Linked DNA regions of Homo sapiens: region 1 is linked to region 2. A link is an interaction called in ENCODE POLR2A ChIA-PET data of the cell type or tissue named here. Cell type or tissue: OCI-LY7. All regions are shown on one strand. Each heading gives the region's core, and the rest is flanking DNA. Links, peaks and the distances in the headings are about the cores only. Region 1 overlaps HOPX (HOP homeobox). Region 2 has its middle 33 kb from the start of REST.

The links. Peaks named below come from ENCODE experiments on the same cell type or tissue, not always from the same donor. Only the 100,000 strongest peaks of a DNase experiment are listed, where the experiment ranks them.
Region 1: POLR2A ChIA-PET joins it to region 2 with 14 read pairs; 3 of 35 experiments call an interaction of 5 or more read pairs at or near these places.

The regions. Positions count from the first base shown.
Region 1 is chr4:56,647,359-56,650,275 of GRCh38, forward strand. It overlaps HOPX (HOP homeobox), which reads right to left. Exons shown (of 4, transcript NM_032495.6): 4 at 640-1,439. The coding sequence ends at 1,362. Among named protein-coding and RNA genes, the nearest start is that of HOPX, 32 kb to the right of the region's middle. In OCI-LY7, for the core only: no CTCF peak of the experiment used is centred there; no DNase peak of the experiment used is centred there.
Region 2 is chr4:56,873,279-56,876,195 of GRCh38, forward strand. No RefSeq gene overlaps it. Among named protein-coding and RNA genes, the nearest start is that of REST, 33 kb to the right of the region's middle. In OCI-LY7, for the core only: no CTCF peak of the experiment used is centred there; no DNase peak of the experiment used is centred there; H3K27ac peaks cover 120 bases.

The DNA of each region.
Region 1 (2,917 bases), core at 192-2,691, 230 kb before region 2:
GTAACTCCAAGATCAAGGCACCAGCAGACTATGGTGAGCCCTCAATCTGGTGAGGGTCCATTCCTCCCAGGTGCTTCCTATGTATCCTCACATGACAGAATGGCAAACAAGCTTGCTCAGGCCTCTTTTATAAGGCAGTAATCCCATTCATGAGGGTGGAGCCCTCATGACCTGGTCACCTCCCAAAAGCCCCACCTCCTAATATCACCACCTTAGGGATTAAGTTTCAACATATGAATTTTGTTGGGGGCCGGGGTGTGGGCGGGGGGGATGGGACACATTCAGGCCATAGCAGACATCTAGTGTGCTATGATAGTAAATGAATGCAAATTGAGTGTAGAGTTTGTTAGAACAGTGCTGCTCCAACTTCCACGTGCATATAAACCGCTTGAGGGCCTTCTTAAAAATGCAGGTTCTGATTCACTGGGTCTGGAACGGGGTTTGAGATTCTGCATTTCTCACCAGGTTGAAGCTAATGCTGATGAGGCTGGTCCTGGAACACACTTTGAGTAGCAAGGATTTAGAAAATGGCAGCTCTCCTGGTCAGTCAGCTCCTACCACATAGGAGCTATTATTTTGTTTCTCTTTGATATGTTTCTTATTTCGTTAAAAACCTGCAGAGAACTCACTCAGTGCATCTTCAACAAAAAGTTAAGGTTTTATTTAGAATATCATTTTAGAGACAAAAAGCAGTTCACTTTATTTAGCAAAATAAACTTAACCAATGCATTTAAATATAGTAAATTCAAGAACTTTGGTGGTTTTTTTTCTTAGATGCTTGCTTTTTTGCCAGTTGGAGTTTCTGTCTTCTGGCCCAACAGGCTTCTTTCCAAGTTAATGCAGCTATATTCCAAGGAAGTGTTTTATGAAATCTGAATACTCAAACACCCCTTCTGTATTTTCACTCAACCATCATTGTATTAGATGATACATAAGGAAAGTGACTTAGGGAAGTAAGTTCAGAAGGAAATGTGTTCCCTTCTCCCTCATATTATCTTTTCAACAGAGGCCTGGATTGCTAAATGGATTATGAAAGCAAATTGCTACTGGGAGGTGATGGTCAAAAGCAAACTTAGATGGTTTTCACACCATCTGTCATCATGACTCAAAGGGAAATGCTAGCCACACCATTTTTCCAGTGAAGCCACTGCTTTACACAGAAGATACACATAGCTTCCTATTGTTATTTTCTTTTCTAATTATGTACATTTAGAAAAAAAATACAACACTGTGTTAAACAGCAGGACAGCTAGCAATGGAACATACAACACTATGCTGAAAAACCACAACAGCTTGGTTAAGCGGAGGAGAGAAACAGAGATGGCCTTCATGGAGTGAAGCTGTCAATGCCTGCCATCTCCTTAGTCTGTGACGGATCTGCACTCTGAGGGCAGGCCTTCTGAGCGCCGCCACTTTGCCAGGCGCTGCTTAAACCATTTCTGGAAGAGAGAAATGAGAAAAAATATTTGTCACATACAGAAAAACTGAAATGCCTGTTCCCTTTCTAAAAGGTAGCCTCTGTGGCACAAGTGGAAAGGAGAGAATCAAGGAATGTTCCCATAGGGATGGTTCTCACTGTGACACTAAACTTTCCTGCCTCAGGACCTTTGCACATGCTATTTCCTATGTTTAGAATATTCTCTCTTTATTCTTTATCTGATGATCTCCCTGTCATCCTCACATCTCAGCTTAAACAGGACCTTCTCAATGAAGCCTTCCCTGATCACTCTATCTAAAATGGGTTTCCCACTCATCTCCTTACTTCCCAATTTAGTATTTTGTTACTTTCACAGAACTTTTAGCATCTGTCATGATTTACTTGTGTATTCACTTGTTTTAAATCTATATTCCCTTCTAGAATGTAAGATCCATGAAAGCAGAGACTGTATTCATCCTATCACCATTGCATCCTTAGCCACTAGTACAAAGGTTTAAGAGTTAGAAATTAATCAATATTTGCTGAATAAATAAAAGAAGTTAAAGCATCTCCTTAATGCCCCAGATAGATCTCTATGGCTGCTGTATTTCATCAATGTATGCTCAGCTCACCAAAGGCCTTCCTCATTGGTAGCAGTTAGTAAGAATTTGTTGAATAAGATTAATAGGTAACTGAGCGCTGCACAACCTCAGAGCACTCCTTGGGGATGCATGGAGTAGGCCAGCCCAATCTATCCTGCTCCAGGGCCACTGAGCAGTGAGAGAAGCTAAAGTGGGCCTACCACTTTACTCAGAATCTCTCAGCTCCGTATGACTCAAATATTCACACCTTACAGAAGTGACCATGGATGTACAGAAGGCCCCAGATGGGATGTTTCTAGACACGGTATCATATGAGGCCTAGAACATGCCTATATGTTGTAAGGCAGTGTGGTATACCCTTGAGAAATCAGTGGCTGCCTTTATCTTGCTAACCGGGGTGGTACAGAGCTCCCCAAAGAGGAGAACAGGAGAACCATGCTGGGGATAGGGCCAGGGTCTGGACCAGGTTGATCAAGAGGAAACTGGGAATAAAAAACAAAGCAAAACAACTTTGAAGAGAGACTAGTGAGGAAACAGATGAGCAAGCATTGACCTACATTGGAGAGGATGAGGACAGAGCTCTATGGGAAGTCAGCACCTCCCCCAAGCTCTGTTCTCCTGTGCTTCCCAACCATTCACATGTCATGGGGTACATTGAGAAGGACAATATTTGTGTGTCACTGGTGTGTAGGCAGGCTGTGTGGTAGGTGACCACCCAGGGCTCTGCAGCCCTGGGCTCTGCCAACAGGAAGCTCTAGAGTAACTAATTGGCTATGAGAACTTGAGGAAGTCCCTAAAAATAGAGCACCAATCATCTGTAAATAAAAACGTAAGCTTAGGGGGTTTCTACTGTCCCTTCTGGTATTTCTATAATTCACCTGTTCTAGGGGTAAGGGGA
Region 2 (2,917 bases), core at 217-2,716:
AGAGATGAGAAGGGTCTCACCATGTTGCCCAGGCTGGTCTCAAATTCCTGGGCTCACGTGATTTGCCAGCCTTGGCCTCCCAAAGTGCTGGGATTACAGGTGTGCGCCACTGCGCCTGGCTCCATTTGACTTTATTAAGTACCTTCTTAATCATGACAATGACTCCCAAACGTATATTGGCAACTCAGGCCTCTTCCTGAATTCCAAACTCAGAATTTACTTGAAATTTTCTGATGAGGTATGGCAGCTCATGCCTGTAATCCCAGCACTTTGGGAGGGCAAGAACAGTGGATCACCCAAGCCCAGGAATTTGAGACCAGCCTGGGCAACATGGTGAGAGCCCCATCTCTACAAAATAAAATAAATTTCCTGTAGCATGTTTCAAGGACATCTTAAACCTCACATGTTCAAAACTCAATTGTAAATTACGAGCTGAGTAAAATAAGCCCTCGAAGCTGTGGAGACTGGAAAAATCTCTTACCAAGAAAAAGGTGTTTTCCCATGTGGCACTGACTACAAGAGAAAACTAAGGGGTAAGGAAAACCATAGTTATTAGTAATGAAGCAACGTCATTGTCAGGGTAAATACCCAAGGTTTGTTGTCTCACACCAGGGAAATCGAGGACATGGAGACAAAAGGAGTTTAAGAGCAGAGGTTTAGGCCAGGTGCAGTGGTTCATGCCTGTAATTCCAGCACTTTGAGAGGCCGAGGTGGGCAGATCACCTGAGGTTGGGAGTTTGAGACCAGCCTGGCCAATATGGTGAAACCCCGTCTATACTAAAAATACAAAAATTAGTCAGGCGTGGTGGTGGGCGCCTGTAATCCCAGTTACTCAGGAGGCTGAGGCAGAATTGCTTGAGCCCAGGAGGTAAAAGTTGCAGTGAGCTGAAATCGTGCCACTGCACTCCAGCCTGGGCAACACAGCGGGAGTCTGTCTCAAAAAAAAAAAAAAAAAAAAGAGCGGAGGTTTAATAGGCAAAAGAAAAAGAGAACAGCTCTCTCTCCCTGCACAGAGAAAGGCACACCCTAGTGGGTCTTCCAGTTCCGTGGTGAAATGCACAGGGTTTTATAGACAAGCTTGAGGAGGCGGTATCTGATTTACATGGGGCACAAGAGATTGGTCAGACGAGGTGTGCCGTTTGCATAGCACGCAAAGAAGTTGGCCGTCCCACCCTAATCTTTTATTATGCAGATGGAGTCTTTACCTGGACAGTGCCATGTTGCCTGCTTTCTTACTGCACACATGGTGACAAAGAAAAGGAAGGAGGGAACCTCTACGTTGAACATCCCTGGCTTCCAGGTATCCCTTTGCTATTGGCACAGCTGCCAGCATTTACCTATGCAAGCTTTTAGCTTGCTTATTCATCTCTGCTTGCAGCTTGATTTTTTAGGCTGCTCTTTGTTAGAAAAGAAATGATTTCGGGGCTGCTTTTTATTAAAAGGAAACCTTACTGAAGACTCTTTTACCCTCACCATCTGCCTAAATAATTTCTTTCTAGCTCCTGTATCAGTAACTTGCCCAAAGTTAAAATATGGTTCCCAGACAAATATATACATATGTGTGTGTTAGTATGTGTGAGAGAGAGAAAGAGAGAGAGAAAGAAAGATTTGTTTGACTTATCAGTGAAGGAATCTGCAGATAGTAAAGCTGGTTCAAAATGCATATGAGAAATAGAGATTTATAAAGTTCTCCAGGAAAGACATGCTGGAGTAAATTTGCTAGGTTAGAGACTGAAACTAGTTAACGTGCTACAGGGCAATAAGATTATGGCCATTTGCGGTACTTTTTCTACTAAAGAGAAGTCATTTGCATCTTTACCAGACAAAAATCTGCAAGTTAACATGCAACTTCGCAGAGTCTGGGCCTAGTCAATAGTAAATCGCATGCCAAAAAACGATCATTTCCTTAGGGAATTAAATCATCTGTGGGTAGGTCTTTCATACAGAACTCAAGTATGACACTGAAAACATACAGCCCTGTTTCTTGCCTCTCTTCCGTGTTTTGTATTATTTTTAACAAGTGTCAGAACCTCCACACATTTTTTTTTTCCTGAGCACAGAGTTTTTAATAGAGCTGGGATTTTTTTTTTTTTTTTTTTTTTTTTTTCAGATAGAGTCTCACTCTGTCGCCAAGGCTGGAGCGCAGTGGTGCAATCTCGACTCACTGCAACCTCCACCTCCCAGGTTGAAGTGATCCTCCCACCTCAGCCTCCAGAGTAGCTGGGATTACAGTCATGTGCCCCTGCCAAGCTCATGGCTGGGTGTGGTGGCTCGTGCCTGTAATCACAGCACTTTGGGAGGCCAAGGCAGGTGGATCCCTTGAGCTCAGGAATTTGAGACCAGCCTGGGCAACATAGTGAAACCCCACCTTCAAAAAAAAAAACAAAAGATCTGAAGGTCATACTCCTTCCTCACACTCCATTGGCATATAATATATTTTTTGGAGGGAGAGATACTATTGAGATTTTCAGGTTCTAGGGCTCAGTTGAAATATCCCTCACCAGGACTTAGTGCTCTTAGAACCTGGAAGTTTCAAAAAGGAAAAATAAAAAAATAAAAAGTAATATTTTTAAAAAGATAAATTAAAATAAATAGTAAAAAAAGAAAGAAAGAACAATAAAATTTTATAAAGAAAAAAAATCACCCCTGTAATCCCAGCACTTTGCGAGGCCGAGGTGTGCGGATCATGAGATCAAGAGATAGAGACCATCCTGGCCAACACGGTGAAACCCCGTGTCTACTAAAAATACAAAAATTAGCTGGGCGTGGTGGTGCACACCTGTAGTTCCAGCCACTCAGGAGGCTGAGGAAGGAGAATCGCTTGAACCTGGGAGGCAGAGGTGATAGTGAGCTGGTATTGTGCCACTGCACTCCAGCCTGGCAACAGAGCAAGACTCCTTCTCAAAAAAAAAAAAAA